2 separate regions of the Homo sapiens genome follow, and region 1 is linked to region 2. Evidence: chromatin loops called from intact Hi-C (ENCODE). Cell type or tissue: endothelial cell of umbilical vein. All regions are shown on one strand.

The links. Peaks named below come from ENCODE experiments on the same cell type or tissue, not always from the same donor. Only the 100,000 strongest peaks of a DNase experiment are listed, where the experiment ranks them.
Region 1: it touches region 2 in a loop (9-fold over the local background); 6 of 110 quality-filtered maps call a loop at or near these places.

What each region holds. Positions count from the first base shown.
Region 1 is chr3:141,909,467-141,917,466 of GRCh38, reverse strand. It overlaps ATP1B3 (ATPase Na+/K+ transporting subunit beta 3), which reads right to left. Exons shown (of 7, transcript NM_001679.4): 4 at 3,631-3,815; 5 at 1,447-1,497. Among named protein-coding and RNA genes, the nearest start is that of ATP1B3, 37 kb to the right of the region's middle. In endothelial cell of umbilical vein, a CTCF peak has its summit at 4,059 (motif pointing right); a DNase peak (open chromatin) is centred at 4,076.
Region 2 is chr3:141,778,280-141,786,279 of GRCh38, reverse strand. GRK7 (G protein-coupled receptor kinase 7) reads right to left here. Exons shown (of 6, transcript NM_139209.3): 3 at 7,384-8,000; 4 at 5,469-5,906. The coding sequence starts at 7,995. Among named protein-coding and RNA genes, the nearest start is that of GRK7, 19 kb to the right of the region's middle. In endothelial cell of umbilical vein, no CTCF peak of the experiment used is centred here; a DNase peak (open chromatin) is centred at 3,709.

The sequences.
Region 1 (8,000 bases), 130 kb before region 2:
GCCTCAGCCTCCCAAAGTGCCAGGATTACAGGCGCGAGCCACTGCACCCAGCTGACTCTGGCTTTTTGTACAAGTTTCCCATTGAGCTGTCTGTGGCACAAGGAGGTAAAGTGAATTGCCAGTGGTCACACACATATAATTTCAACCCAGATGAGAAACCATAAACTTCCTGGCTTTTTATGCTACTCTAAATAGTGAATAAATGCTCTTAAAAAATTAATAAGGACACTCCAAATCGGGAGTTCTCAAAATGTGGGCCTCAGACCAGCAGCATCAGCATCACCTGGAAACTTTAGTGAGAAATGCAAATTTTGGGCCAGGCGCGGTGACTCATGCCTGTAATCCCAGCACTTTGAGAGGCCGAGGCGGGCAGATCACGAGGTCAGGAGATCAAGACCATCCTGGCTAACATGATGAAACCCTGTCTCTCCAAAAAAAAAAAAAAAAAATTAGCCGGGAGCGCCTGTAGTCCCAGCTACTCAGGAGGCTGAGGCAGGAGAACCGCGTGAACCCGGGAGGCGGAGCTTGCAGTGAGATCGTGCCACTGCACTCCAGCCCAGGCGACAGAGTGAGACTCCGTCTAAAAGAAAAAAAAAGAAAAAAATGCAAATTTTGGACCCTATCTCAGACCTACTGAGTCAGAAACTATGGGAACGGAACCCAACAAGGCAACATGACTCTGATGAGTGATCAAGTTTGAAGACCACTGAGCAAGAAGTTTCTGCCCAAATAAGAAGTCCATTAACAGTAAAAAGAATTTTTTTTCACAACTTTAAAAGTGATTTCAATGTAACATTCTAAGTAAAATATTTCTGCCATACAATCAGAGTTGAAATGTTAATATTTAGCACAATGATAAATTTAGAACTTAATGTCTCCTCAGAACTCTTACCCATCTTTTACATTATTTGTCTTAGTGGCATTTGCAGCATGGAGAGAAAACAAAAGAAAGTTATGAGATGAAAACTGCACAGTATTCTGGAAAAAAAAGTAAGTAGGGATAGGGGAGATAAATAATGCTTCTACCTTAAGGAAAATGCACCATATTTCATTAAATCTCAGATAGCACTGATGACTAGCACGCCAACTAACTATTAAGAAAGAGAAAAATGTCATGATACAGTATTAAGACACCATCAATTACAAGGGTAATCCCAATTTCAGTGTTACTGAGCTGGCAGAAAAAAAGTGAATCTTAGAATTGATGAAATACGGTATATGTGAAAATAAAGGCAATGTGTGCAAAATCAAATACACATGGAAAATGTCTTTCTGAATTATCATTAAGGAAGAGAAAGACTACGGTTGGTGGAATTTTATTCTAAGGCACTACAAAGGACTTTAAAATGTGACAGGGAAGAAAAAAAAGATGACTAAATCATTAGACTTTTAAAGTATTTTAAGAAACATCAAAGATTTAACAGGAGTTACTTTTTGAATACTAACCTTTGAAACACAATCTATCCTTGGCACTCCTTCAGGCTTTAATCCAATTATCTAAGGTTAAGAAATAGTGATAAATTTAAACTTCACGTAAGTATGCAATGGAACTTCCTCCCTCTGTTGCTGGGAACAAGGGGTGAAGACTTTGAGATTAACACCAAGTCTGTATACATCTGCCTTTTACTTTAATCTTATTTGAGGGTATTAAAATGAACTTTTAAATAAAATAACTTCAGCAATCAGATATCTTATTACTGTACTGGGGCAATTTAGAAAATAAATAAATTACCAAAGAATTAAATGAAACAAAAGTACCCTTTGCTACCCTTAAAATATGAAACAGACAGAAACCCTTAAATCTAATTATTAATATTTATATGAACAAATAATTTAATGTATATAATAAGAACTGCAGAAGCATAATAATTAACTGTTCTTCACAAAACTATATCAGGTCACACTCTCCGTGTTTCCATGAGGGCCCCACTGAGCCTCACTGTATCTCACAACCCATCTGCTCCCCAAAAGGCACACACTGGGAGAGCCCTATTTTAAGACTCCTTTCGTGTATGTAGCTGACAGAACTGAATAAACTCACATATTTATACATTTTGTGAGATAATTTTTTGGCATTCTGAATTTATACACAGTTTCCACGTGAATGCACGTAAAATCTAAATATTCCTCTCAAAAGACAAGTATTGTTGCGTCCTAACTGGGAACTATACTGGTATGAAACCTCCTGCTACACTACGTAAGCTCATCTCATCAATGATTCCTGTGTGTCTGATGCTGTCCTCCTGACAAAGCCATGCCCTGAGTCATCAGCAAGCATGGTCTCAGGCCATTATCATTCAAGGAGACCATCTTGAGAAAGAAAACAAACCCAGAAGGTTGATCCTCTCCTGGCTTTCTACTGGGAACAAATGTTCAGCAATCTAGATGTCGTGAGGATACTTCTAGTAGACTGGGATTACAAAAGGCATCTCTGTTAAAACAAACTTAATTCATTTTATAAACTAGATCATCTAGTTTCACATTACTTTCAGCTTACTTTGTTAACTTCAATTCTTAATTCTGAATAAGGTCTGGTTGAAACATTCCACTAATCATTTACTGAGCACCTAGAATGCTATGGGACAATCTGGAAGCTGTCAGTTGTCCAAGGCCTCCCAAAGGGATGAAGCAGAGGTTGGAGGGGTGTCAGTCTGGGCACCTCAGGGCCTAGCTGGTTCTCCCTACAGGGAAGCTTCTTATTTAGCAGTGCCAACTTCAAAAGATCCAAATTTTACTTTTATTAGGGATGGTGGCAATTTGCTCACCAATGATGACTTTAGTGATTCATAAACTCATGATTTTGAGAAGTCTACACCTGTTTTAAATGACCATGAATGACTTCACTCTTCAAGGGAGACCTTGCAGGCCTCAAAACAGTAAGCGCATCAGAACACAACTCTGAAGTACATTTACAGAGCAGCAAGGCACGGGGGCTAGGGATCACTTCATGACTCAAGAAAAGCCGTATCATCTTCCTTTGCACAATGACCCTAATTCATTACTCCTGTCACACAGAGAACATTAGCTTCTTCCTTTGCTCATTACTATACAATTTAGGCACCCTTCTGTAAAACAGCAAAATGCTGCTACTTTGGATACAACTGCAACATCCCACTGAACTCGTTAGAATGGGATTTTATTTGTATTTCTGTTATCTAATTACATATATATATACTGATACTATAAAACTATGCTTTGCTACTATTTCGAAAAAGTTAATAAGTTTAAACTTTATGGAGTCTGTGGAATTTTAAATTATTTTACAACACAGGATTCACAGATGAGCACTGCACCCTAACAAGTCTCTGCTTTGGTTATGACAAGGAGAACATTTGCCCCTTGGAGCATTAATGTGTGCTGGAATGCATGTAGCTATTTCCAAAGAAGAAAAGTTTAAAAGTTACTTTAACTCCTTACTCCATGATTAATCTATGAACCTCTTTTTTTTGCCATATAAACTTTCTTCCAGTGATCAATAAACATTACTGCTAGTCTTTAAAGCAAGCTACCCCCCAAATGATAACTTTTAATAAGGAAGGCATTAACCCAACCACAACAATCTAAAAATAGTTGCCTCCTTAAAAGAGAATATTAGAAAAAAGCAGCAGCAGAGGTAAAATATGTACGTACTCTGTTCATTTTCACAAGAATACAAGGGTTTCCTTGAGAATAGCCAAAATCAGGATCATTCATACCACTGCATGCTTGAAGTAATGAAATAGGAAACTGACATGCAACATAAACTGGACCCTTCTGTTCAAAAAGTGCTCCATCAGGACAGACTGTGAGGTTCTTCTGTTCTTCTAAAGTATATGCTAAAAAGGAAACATATATGTGTGCTAGATCAGCCAAAAAAGGTACTAAAAACAACCAGGAATATATTAACCTTTGGAAAATGTTCTTCAAAGACAAAAACAGCAATGTAAATTACCAGATAACTTTAGGGAAAGAATGTTAAGTTTGCCCCTTTACCTTTTAACAGCTAACTAGTTCTCTAAAGTTACTGCATTTCAATAATCATACAAACTGGATTATAGATCCATCTCTTCTGTCACCATTAGGTGGCAGTACCAGCCATGGCTAAAGCATTATCTGAATGCCTTCTGCATGCTTGGTGATACAATGGAGAGGATGTAAAAAGGCACTGCTGCTGCCCTCATGGAGCTTACGGTTTTGTGGGGAAGAGAGTCATTAAGTGAGTATAAAATCAGAATTGCAGAGGTATGAAGATGTAGTGTTATGACAACCTACACTAAAAAAAAAAAAAGCAACTGAGCTGAATGCAGAAGGGTATGTGGGAGTTAATGAAGCTAGGAGAAGCACTTCCAATGAAGGAAGGTAGAAGCCAGACCATATAGAGTCTTGTAAACTATGTTAAAGAATTTTGAGGGGTGTGGGTGGGTGTTTTGCCAAACATCAATTAACAATCCACTAAAATGTTTTAAACCAGGGCAAGTGGATAGTATGAACATACTTAGGAAATTAACTCTGACTTTTCTGTGGAGTCAGTCCAGAAGGGAAAAAGAAAGGATCCGGAAAACAAGTTAGGAGACTATTAAAGCCGCCCAGGTGAGAGACTAGCTCATAGAAGGGGGTTTTTAGCAGAGATGGAGTTTACAGTGATAAAGGAGTAAAATGGTTAGAACTTGGTAATGGGAGGGAAGAGGGAGGAGAAATATGCAACAGACAATACAATTCTGCTCCGTACTTGGCACAGTGTTTAGCCCAAGAGGCACAAAGTGAGCAAGCCTGATGTGACCCCTGCCCTCAATTAACTTAATCTAGTGGACAATGCTTACTAATAAATAATTAACATATGATATAACAGTGCCTCAGGAAGAACTATTGGTGTGTGGGTGCAATTGGTACCAGAAAAAGGTATTGAATTCAATGAAAGTAAGAACCAGGCCAGGCGCAGTGGCTCATGCCTGTAATCCCAGCACTTTGGGAGGCCGAGGCGGGTGGATCACGAGATGAAGAGTTCAAGACCAGCCTGGCCAAGATGGTGAAACCACGACTCTACTAAAAATACACAAAAAAATTAGCTGGGTGCGGTGGCAGGTGCCTGTAATCCCAGCTACTCGGATTCTACTGAGGCAGGAGAATCGCTTGAACTCAGAGGGCGGAGGTTGCCACTGCACTCCAGCCTGGGCGACACAGTGAGGCTCCATCTCAAATAAATAAATAAATAAATAAATAAGAACCAAATTTCAAAGAGTATGCCTCAAAAAGGAAGTGTAAAGTCTTTACCTTGGGGGAAAAAAATCACTGTCAAAATGTTTGGTTTCATCTTATACTTACCAGAAACTAGGTTACTGTGGGACTATGTACTCATTTAAAAGCAAAGAATGATTCAGGTATTTTGTGGGGGTAGAGATAAACTTTATAACAAAACAGCATCATGACATCCAACACTTTGCAAAAAAATAAGCCCTTCACCAATTTCCCCAAGGGCTTCTACTGCATAGACTCTGTTGGTATAGGTCAGTTCATCAGTGACCTTGCTTTTTTATTATGCTGACTTCCACTTCCATACTATTAAGTGTAAGGAACTGTGTGATGACCAGTAAGATTATGCAGAAGGCATGATGGGAACATAGAAAGGTCACTGACCCCAGAGTAACCAAGGAGCCCTATGCATCTGAAGAACGCCTAAAATAAGAAAGACCAAAGGCCGAGCGCAGTGGCTCATGCCTGAAATCCCAGCACTTTGGGAGGCTGAGATGGGCAGATTACTTGAGGCTAGGAGTTTGAGGCCAGCCTGGCCAACATGGTGAAACCCTGTCTCTACTAAAAATACAAAAATTAGCCAGGTGTGGTGGCGCAAGCCTGTAATCCTAGCTGCTTGGAAGGCTGAGGCATGAGGGTCGCTTGAACCCAGGAGGCGGTGGTTGCAGTGAGCTGAGAACAAGCCATTGTACTCCAGCCTGGGCAACAGAGTAAGACTGTCTCAATGAAGAAAAAAAAAAAAAAAGACCAAGATAACTGGAGGAATGAATGACCCTAAAGGAAAGAGATAATTGGAACAAAATAAAACTTTTTAAGTCCAATTAGTATCTGCAGGAAAAAAAATAGAGAAGACATTATTTTTTAACCAGATATATTATAGTATCTTTCAAACATGAAAAAGGAGGGCATAAGGATTGACAGCAGTCGAACGTTTTAAAAACCAAAAAGGAGTTGAAAATTAAAGTAAACCCCCAGAAAGTCTAATTAAGTAAAAACAAAGTAAGAGAAAAACAAGAGGTCTAAGACCCAACAAACAGAATAGTTCTAGAAAGAAAAAACCAGAAAATTGAGTTGAGGAAATTATCAAAGTGGTAACAGAGGATAATTCCCCTGAACTGAAGAACTTAAGTCTTCATCCTGAAAAACCTGCAGTCAAGTCTCAGCAAAATACTTTAGAGACAGAAATCCAGATAGAAATTTTAGAATCCAAAAGAGATAAAGAAAATTGAAAAAAAAAATGAAAAACTTTCAGAGAAGAGAAAAGGCAAATTACAAAGAACTGAGTTCTATATGGAGATAAACTAGCAAATATAAAGGCAGAAATAAGCCATTTTCAGAAATAAAAGGGTTCAAATTTACATTTCAGGTGTCTTTTCTTATAAAATTACTTGAGAATGTACTCCATCAAAACTAAGGAGTAAATTAAGAGAAAAAATAAAAATAATTAAAAAAAAGGGGGGGGCAGGGCAAGAGCCAAGAAACAGTGGGTCCAACTAAAGAAAGTGGTAAAAGGAAGTTCCCCAAAGGACAGTTGGGAGTAAAAGGCTGATGTAGAAACAGTAGAGTGCAGCAGGAGGGAAAGGGCTCCAGGAAGGAGTTTTCCAGAAAAGAGACTCAAGAAAATACCTCAAATGATAGTTTACAAATAAGGAAGTCAGAAGAGAGTATCTATAGATGATAAAAGAAGATATAAAGACCAAGTATAAAAAGGCAACCAATAATGAAACTAAAAATAGTAAATCAATTATTATTGAGTTGAGAAAGGAGGGAAGGTCTGAGACATGTGAACTAAGAAAATGTATAAAAGTGATAAATAATAATTAATAAAGAAAAGTGATAATGTAGAAAAGTAAAAAGTCAAGAACCAGCAGGAAAAGTGTAATATTTATAGATATGGAAGAAAAACACCGTAAGAAAAAGTTCAGAAGCATGAAGTTAATTCCCTATCAAAAACACATCCAAAGGCCAGGTGCTACTGTAACTCACGCCTGTAATCCCAGCACTTTGGGAGGCGGAGGCAGGTGGATCACTTGAGGCCAAGAGTTCAAGACCAGCCTGGGCAACATAGCAAGACCCCAGCTCTACAAAAAATTAAAAAATTAGCCAGGCGTGATGATGTGAGCCTGTATTCCTAACTACTCAAGAGGCTGAGGCAGGAGGATCACTTGAGCCCAGGAGACTGAGGCTGCAGTGAGCTGTGATTGTGCCACTGGGTGACAGAGAGAGACCCCATCTCAGACAAATAGACAAAGGAAAGAAAGAAAAAAGAAATGTGTCCAGAATCAGACTATTTTTCACAACCTTCATTGCTCTCTCCCTTGCCAAGCCACCATCTCCACTTACCTAGATTATTGTAATAGCCTAACTGGCTTCCCCAATTCCCCCCTTCTAGTCTAGTTTCAAAGAGAAGCCTGCAGGATCCTTTAAAAATTTGAATTAGATCATGTTATTGTTCACTGCTTAAAATCCCTCATCATGGTCACTGTAAAAGCCAAAGAACTTAACAATGGGTTCTAAGGACCTACAGTCTGGATCTCCTTTAACTCCCTAACCTCAGTCTCCTACTGCTCTCCCCTGGCTCACTCCATTCAGCCCCTCTCACTTCCTTGATGAATCTTCAACACATCAGCACCATAAGCCTCAGGGCCTTTGCACCTACTGCTTCCTGTGCTGGACATTTCCAGGGCTAGTTCTTTCACCTCCTTCAGCTCTTCCCTCAAGGTTCCCTTTCCATAAGGCTTTCCCAGACCACTCTGCATGTAAAAACCACA
Region 2 (8,000 bases):
ATGAATCTGAATTTGATTTCCTAATCCTCATCAATATTTTTTTCCTGGGGCCTGGTGTGGCAGATGCTGTCAGCTCACCCAACACCTAATCTCATTCCTCCTCTCCTTTAACATCCCCCAAAACAGAGGCTGGAAAATGAAATACTCTATTTTTCAGCCTCCTTTGCTGCTAGAAGTGAACATATGACATGGTCCTGGCTAATGGGCTATAAGCAGGTATCTGTGGATGTTGTTCTTTTCTCCTCTTTTTTCTTCTCCTGGAATGCAGACTCAATATTTGGAGTTGCAACAGCCACTTGTGACAAGGAGGAAAAGGCCAAAAGATTTTTTTTTTTTTTTTTGAGACAGGGTATTGTTCTGTCACCCAGGCTGGAGTGCAGTGGCATGATCATAGCTCACTGAAGCCTTGAACTCCTGAGCTCAAGCAATCCTCCCACCTCAGCCTCCCAAGTAGCTGGGACCACAGGCATGCATCACCACACCTGGCTAAGTTTAAAACAATTTTTTTTTTTTTTTGAGACAGACTCTTTCTCTTTCATCCAGGCTGGAGTGCAGTGGTATGATCTTGGCTCACTAAAACCTCCACCTCCCGGGTTCAAATGATTCTCCCACAGCAGCCTCCCAAGTAGCTGGGATTACAGGCACCCACCACCATGCCTGGCTAATTTTTGTATTTTTAGTAGAGACAGGGTTTCAACATGTTGGCCAGGCTGGTCTCGAACTCCTGACCTCAGGGGATCCACCTGCCTTGGCCTCCCAAAGTGTGGGATTACAGGTGTGAGCCACCACGGCCAGCCTAAAACAAAACAAAAAAATTTTTTTTAAGAGATGGGGTTCGCACTATTGACTGGTCTTGTCCTCCTGGGCCCAAAGTGCTGGGATTAGGCCTGAGCCACCACACCCAGCGCAAGCCAGGAGATTTTTAACAGAGGTCTTGTCCGTGAAATTGCTGAACAGCCAAATCTATACCAAAATCTGGTATTCTGTTATATTTAGTAGAAAGAAATCCCAACTTATACAAGACTAAATAACTCTCTGAATGAGAAAAAGCTAGCCAAATTTCCAAAGCCATGATGCCTTAACTTTTCTGGAAGAACTGCTCAGACTCAATGCAGAGTTCAACCTCCATCATCAGGGTGATTTTTCCTTGTTACCTCTTCTGTCTTAACTTGTTTTCTGTTGCTTATGACAGAGTATCTAAGACTGAGTATTTTATAAGGAAAGTATTTTATAAGGAAAGGAAGGTTGAGGGAAATGTCTGGTGAGAGGATGAGAGTCTTATTGCTGGTGGGAACTCTCTGAGGAGTACTGAGATGGCTCAGGGCATCGCGTGGGGCTGAGTGTGCTGATGTGCTAGCTCAGGTCTTTCTCTTCTTATAAAGCTACCATTTCCACTCCTGTGATAACCCATTAATCCATTCATCTATTCACAGCGGCAGAGCCCTCATGGTCCACTCACCTCTTAAAGGCCCCACCTCTCCAACACTGCCACATTGGAGATTAAGTTTCCAACACATCAAATTTTGAGGACTCATTCAAACCACAGAATTAATGTTCACAGTAATTCTCTAACACAGTATCTTGACATCACAACTGAACGTTAGTGGTTACAGAAGCCCTGTAACTATGATCTGTCTTTTTTTTCTGTGAAATGTTGTGAATATAATGACCTTACAATCTACTTGTGAGCCCAATTATATGTGTGGGAGCTGCAATGAATAGGAAACTAAGGGGGTTTACTTAGCTGTGTAGAAGGGTAAACAGTGAAGAAAGGAGGCCTTCCTTTCTCTTCTCTTTGTTTTTTATGGCTTTCAATCTTGCTCTCCATCTCTCTCCCCTCACCCTTCCTGATGGTCCCCTGGGCTTCCGTGGCAGGCCCGGAAACTGGGGCATAAAACTTCTTGGATGAGGCAAGTGGCCTAAACCCTGAAGTGTGGTCTCACGGGACGGAGAGGGATGCAGAGGTAAAAGGGCCAAAGGTCTGTAGGCAGTGAGCCTCTCTACTAAGTACGTTCCTGGTAGCGGACAGCACTGGGGAGGCACAGAAACCTTCCTGCACGTTCCAGATGAGCCAGAGAGCTGCACCCGGGAGCCAAGGAAGGAGCTGTCCTTCCAAATGGCCATGGCCCATGAACAGAGCCTGAGGAGACTGAGAAAGGAGACTGGAGTGAGCCAAAGCTCTATGTGTCCCCTAAGCCTCCAGCAAGGTCGAGATATAGCAACAATTAGTGTGATACATGTCCATGGGCGACTCAGAAGGAACGCTCCTGCTCAGCACAATGGACAATACAAATGCCAAACTGTGAAGTGCTGCACTTCAGTTTTCTCCAGCCTAGGCAGACATGGATCCACGATTCACAGCGTTCCTGTGTTCATAGGAATGTCCCAAGGAGGCAAACACTCTGTCACCTCCCTGGCCTGCTCCTCCTTCCCACCCACAGAGGAGACGGTGTTACTTCAGCTCCTCCCCACATTCTCTGCCATCATCTACTGTCTTTCCTTCCCACAGGATCAACACCTACTCTGCTGGCTTTTGCCTCAGCATCTAAACCCGCTCTGCCCTCCCCATCTCAAAACTCCATTTCCCCACTGTATCCCCTTCTAGGGACCAGTCTCCCCCTTCCAGAGTCTCATTCCCTACTTCTAGATCAATCCAGCCTCCAGAGTCTGAATTGAGACCTCACCATTCCCTTACACTGATTTCCTAATTGCCAAATCCCACAGGCGACGTTACCTCTTTGCAACACTTGACACTTTGACCACACTTTCCTCCCTGAAATCCTCTTCTTTGGCTCCTGTGGCAGAGGCTGCTAGTTACCTGCTCAATATCCAGCTGTTCTTCATCCTTACTAACTAGAACCCGCTCCTTCACCCCTGCCTCAAGTTCCACATCTACAACGTGGGCACACATGGCCTGGACATGAGCCGGGTGATCTTCTCCTCAGCCCAGATATAATTCAGTAATTATAATCGCTTAATTATAATTCCCTTTTTAACCAAAGAATTTTCAAGAATGTCATTTGTCAGCTTCCTCTGCAGCTAGGGGGTGGCCAGATCACAGTCTTAGCCAGTGACATCTAAGTGAAAGCTGTTGGATGGAGCTTCAGGGAAAGCTCCTAAAGGGGGCCACACTCAACTGCTGCATGCATGCCTATTTACTCCTGACCCTTCCTCCTTTCTCCTACCTGGAACATGGCCCTGATGGCTGGGGCTACAGCAGCCATCTTGCAGCACATGGAAAAGGCTAGAATTATAAAGATGCAGATCCCATTATTCTGCAGCTGCTGAACTAATGCTGGCAAGTGCTTATTTCCACACCCTGTTACATAAGAAAAATAAACCTCTGTCTTGTTTAATCTATTGTTATTTGGGTTTTCTAGGATATGCCCCTGAAACCCATCTCTAACTGATACAGCTCCTATGACTATATCACTCTTGCCTTTCCTCCTACTTCTTTTTTTTTTTTTCTTTTTTTAAGATGGAGTCTCGCTTTGTAGCCCAGGCTAGAGTGCAGTGGTGTGATCTCAGCTCACTGCAAGCTCCGCCTCCTGGGTTGACGTCATTCTCCTGCCTCAGCCTCCCAAGTAGCCTTCTACTTCTTAAACCTCTTCAGGGCTCCTTTTCTTCTATACCCCCACATGTTGGTGTTTTTCAGCTTCTGTTCCTGGTCTTCTTCCCCTACTCTTTCCCAGTGACTCAGCAGTGCCCTCTGCTTCCCAAACCATGATAACTCCAAATCCCCACGTCTATCCCAGGTCTTCCTCCACAGCACCAGGCCTATAGATCTAAATGCCTAGTGAACATCTCTGCCTGTCCCTTCTACAGGAACCTCATAGACAGCATAATCACAATTAAACTTGCCAGCTTGCCTACAAATCTGCTCTTCCTTCTGGCCACTGGAGCTAGAGACCCTCACTTTCCCCTCACCCCCATACCCAGCTGGTCCTGAAGTCCCATCAGATCTCTTTCCAAAAGCTCCAATTTGCTCCCACTTCTTCAATCCCACTGTCCTGTACAGACCCCCATTATTTCTTGCCTGGGCCACTCACTACCTTAGCCTCCTAACTGATGTCCCCACCTACCATCTAACTTCCAAATTGTTGCCGCATTGGTCTTTTTAAGACAGAAATCTAATCATGTCATTTCCCTTCTTAAAACCCTTCAAGAACCCCTCTTCCCCTACAAGAAGGCATTCCAGCACCTGTGAAAGCCCAGCCCTTCAGTCTTGTCAACATCCCTTCCATTACAGCCACATAAAATCACCACAGCAGTTTCCCAAACTTGCCATGATTTTTCTCATTTCCTTTGGGCCCTGTAGGCTGAAAACTGTACAAAAATGAGGTTTTAAGTAACCATTTAAGAGCCAGGTTTGAGCCCTTGCCTTGCTGTGGAATCTCCCACCTTTGTGCACAGAGACTCAGAGGTAAAGATGTTAGAATTCCAGAGATTTTCCGTCGTTCACCTAACATAATCGCTTAATTATAATTCTCTTTTTAACCAAAGAATTTTAAGCAAGTCACTTTGAACAAAACTGATTAAAATAAACATCAGTTGCCTTTGTTTTCTTCCATATATTTTCATTTAAAATATCATCTTCATCCAATGCAAAACATTCGCCCATTCCACACTAAACAGGAAAGGAGATATTTTACTTTTAATGTTCTAGGTGTGAGAGGATCATTCTTTTTCCTTCTTTCTTTATTTTTTTTCTTTTTTCTTTTTCTTTCTTTCTTTTTTTTTTTTGAGACAGAGTCTTGCTCTGTCGAGCAGGCTGGAGTGCAGTGGCATGATCTCGGCTCACTACAACTTCCGCCTCCTGGGTTCAAGCGATTCTCCTGCCTCAACCTCCCGAGTAGCTGGGATTACAGGCGCCTGTCACCATGCCTGGCTAATTTTTGTATTTTTACTAGAGATGGGGTTTCACCATGTTGGCCAGGCTGGTCTCAAACTCCTGACCTCAGCAGATCCACCCGCCTCGGCCTCCCCAAAGTGCTGGGATTACAGGCGTGAGCCATCACACCCAGCCGGATCATTCTTTTTCTTATCTGATTAAAGTTTACCTCCTAGGATCATGGAATTTTAGGGTCCAGCCCCTTCATTTTCCAGAAAAGGAACCCAAGGCTCTATTGGCTCAGGAACACAGCACCATAGAGGTGGTTATTGACACACCCGGACCATGACTATGGATTCAGCTTTTTCCATCTCATCACAAAAGCACAGGCCATCCCCAACTCACAAAGGAGGCTCCCCCATCCCCTGTGAGAGGAGAGCAAAGTAGCCCTCAAATAGCCAATGAATCTAATCCTCTTACACCACTCATCTTAAGGCAAGATGACAACGTAAGCGCTTTAGGAAAAAAAACCAAAAGAATTAAGTCCAAGGCTCTATTTGCCCTGGGAATAGAAAAGCCCTCTCCCCTCCTTTCCAACTCTGTGCCCCGCACTTGGGGCAGGTGGAGAGTCACTCACCCTCTGGGTGATGGGCTTGCCACCCTTCATCTCCACGGCCAGCCCCAGGTCAGATAACCTGCAGTTGCCGAGGTCATCCAGAAGCACATTCTCAGGCTTCATGTCCCGATAGACGATGCCGAGTTCATGGAGGTGCAGCATCCCACAGGCTATCTGGGCCGAGTAAAAGATCACCCGGCTCATGTCCAGGCCACGCGTGCCCACGTTGTAGATGTGGAACTTGAGGTCTCCCCCATTCATCAGGCTCATGACAAGGCAGAGATGGGTCTTGCTCTCAAAGGCATAGGCCAGAGAGACAATGAAAGGGCTGCTGACCTTCTCCAAGATTTCCTTTTCCAAGAGAGCCATCTTCTCGCCACCTTTCTTCTTCAGCCGCTTCTTGTCCAGTTTCTTACAGGCATACATCTTCCCAGTGTTTTTCACCTGGACGGCACATACCTTAAAGGAGAAAGAAAAGAAGAGAAAGAGGTAGAAGTAGATGGTACTGCAGAGAGGTGGAGATGATAAAGGAGGAGGTGGGTGGAAAGATGTTAGGCATTGGAGAAAGGAGTAGCTGTAAATAAGAAGTGTTCTCAAGAAAAAGTGGGGACTACAGTGCGATACTCCTTCACCTCACTAGGCAGGCCTTCATAAAAAAATACAGGAAAATATCAAGTGTTGGCAAGGATGTGGAGAAATCGAAACCTTTAAGCATTGCTGGTGGGAATAAAAAATGTGGAAAGTTTGGTGGCTCCTTGAAAAGTTAAACATAGTATCACCATATGCCCTAGCAATTCCACTCCTGGGCATAAATCCAAGAGAAATGAAAACAAGGATTCAAACAAATACTTGTGCATGAATAGCAGCACCATACACAATAGCCAAAAGGTGAAAACAGCCCAAGTGTCCATCAACAGATGAATGGCTACATGAAATGTAGTACATCCATACAATGGAATATTATACAGCCATAAAAAGGAATGGAGTATTGACACATGCTACAGTGTGAATGAACCCCAAAAACATTCTAATGAGTGAAAGAAGCCAGACACAAAAGGTCACATATTGTGTGAAACACCCAGAATAGGCAAATCCCTAGAGACAGAAAGCGGACTAGTGGTTGTCAGGGCTGGAGGAGGAGAGGGATGGGGAGGCACTATTAATGGGCACAGGGGTGATGAGAGTGTCTTGGATCCAGATTGAGGTGTTGCTTACCCAACATTGCATTTGTGCGAAGTGCCACTGCATTGTACATTTTAAAACAGTTAATGGTTAGTTTTATATCAAGCAAATTTTACCTGAAATATTTTTTATTACTTAAAAACAGAAAGCTGGGCACAACAGTGGTACAAAACAGGTTCTCAACCTTACTTCAAGATAAGTGTTTTCTTTCTTTTCTTTCTTTCTTTTTTTTTTTTTTTTTGAGTCTTGCTCTGTCACCCAGGCTGGAGTGCAGTGGCACGATCTTGGCTCACTGCAACCTCCACCTCCCAGGCTCAAGTGATTCTCCTGCTTCAGCCTCCCAAGTAGCTGGGATTACAGGCATGTCACCACACCCAGCTAGTTAGAGTATTTTCTTAAATATCCATTTTTCTTGAAGTGCCTTCATTATCACAATTTAGGGGAAACGGAGATCTTCTGTCACACATTGCTATCATTCTCTGAAGTGTCCAGGCATCTCAGCACGTTCCTAATGGAGACCCATGACAGAGTCTTGGCCAAGTATAAATTTTGCTTGTCTCTCTCATGCCATTTGTGTTTTATTTCACACCATGGCACACACAAAGAAGGGGGCTGGGGAGACGGGGCTAGAAATCCTCCACATATGGTGCTGAAATTAGTTCTAAGTAACTGAGATTTAAAAAAAGAAAGGCAACATTACCCCCTTTCATGCTCTATGCTTCACCTTCTAGCCTGGCTACTGGGAGACACTTACCTCCCCAAAACCACCTTTCCCCAGCACTCTGAACTCAGTGAAGTACTTGTCTGACACTGGTTGCATCTCGAAGAGTTTCCACTGCAGAAACTTGTCGTAGAAGGCGCTGGTCACGAAATCCTTAAAGGGCTGCTCTTGCAAGAAAGCCATGGCCTCAGCCTTGGCCAGCGTCACTGCAGCCACTCGCTCTTCCTCAGTGGTGGCTGCTTGGCACTTGGTGGCCACGGCCTGGCTGAGGAAGGGTTGCGGGTTCCCCGGGGCAGGGGCACTCGCACAAGTGGCCACCAGCCCCTGCAGCGCGCTGTCTTTGGTGGGTCCCTCCTCGGCCAGCTCCCAGTTCTGCACGTCCTCTAGGAAGGTTGCCGCCTTGCGGAACGTGGGCACTGTGGCTAGGAAGTCACGGAAGAGGCGGCGACCGATGGGCTGCTGCTCACACAGGCTGTGGAAGTTCAGGGACAGCTTCTGGCGGAGCTCCGCGCAGCCCTGCAGCCCGGGCAGGGCCAGGCTACGCCGCCGCCGCTGCAGCTCTTTGCTGTCGCAGTCCGAGGGCTTCCGGGCCTGCAGGTAGGCGGTGTTGGCGATCAGGTTGTCCAGGGCCCCCATGTCCACCATGGCTG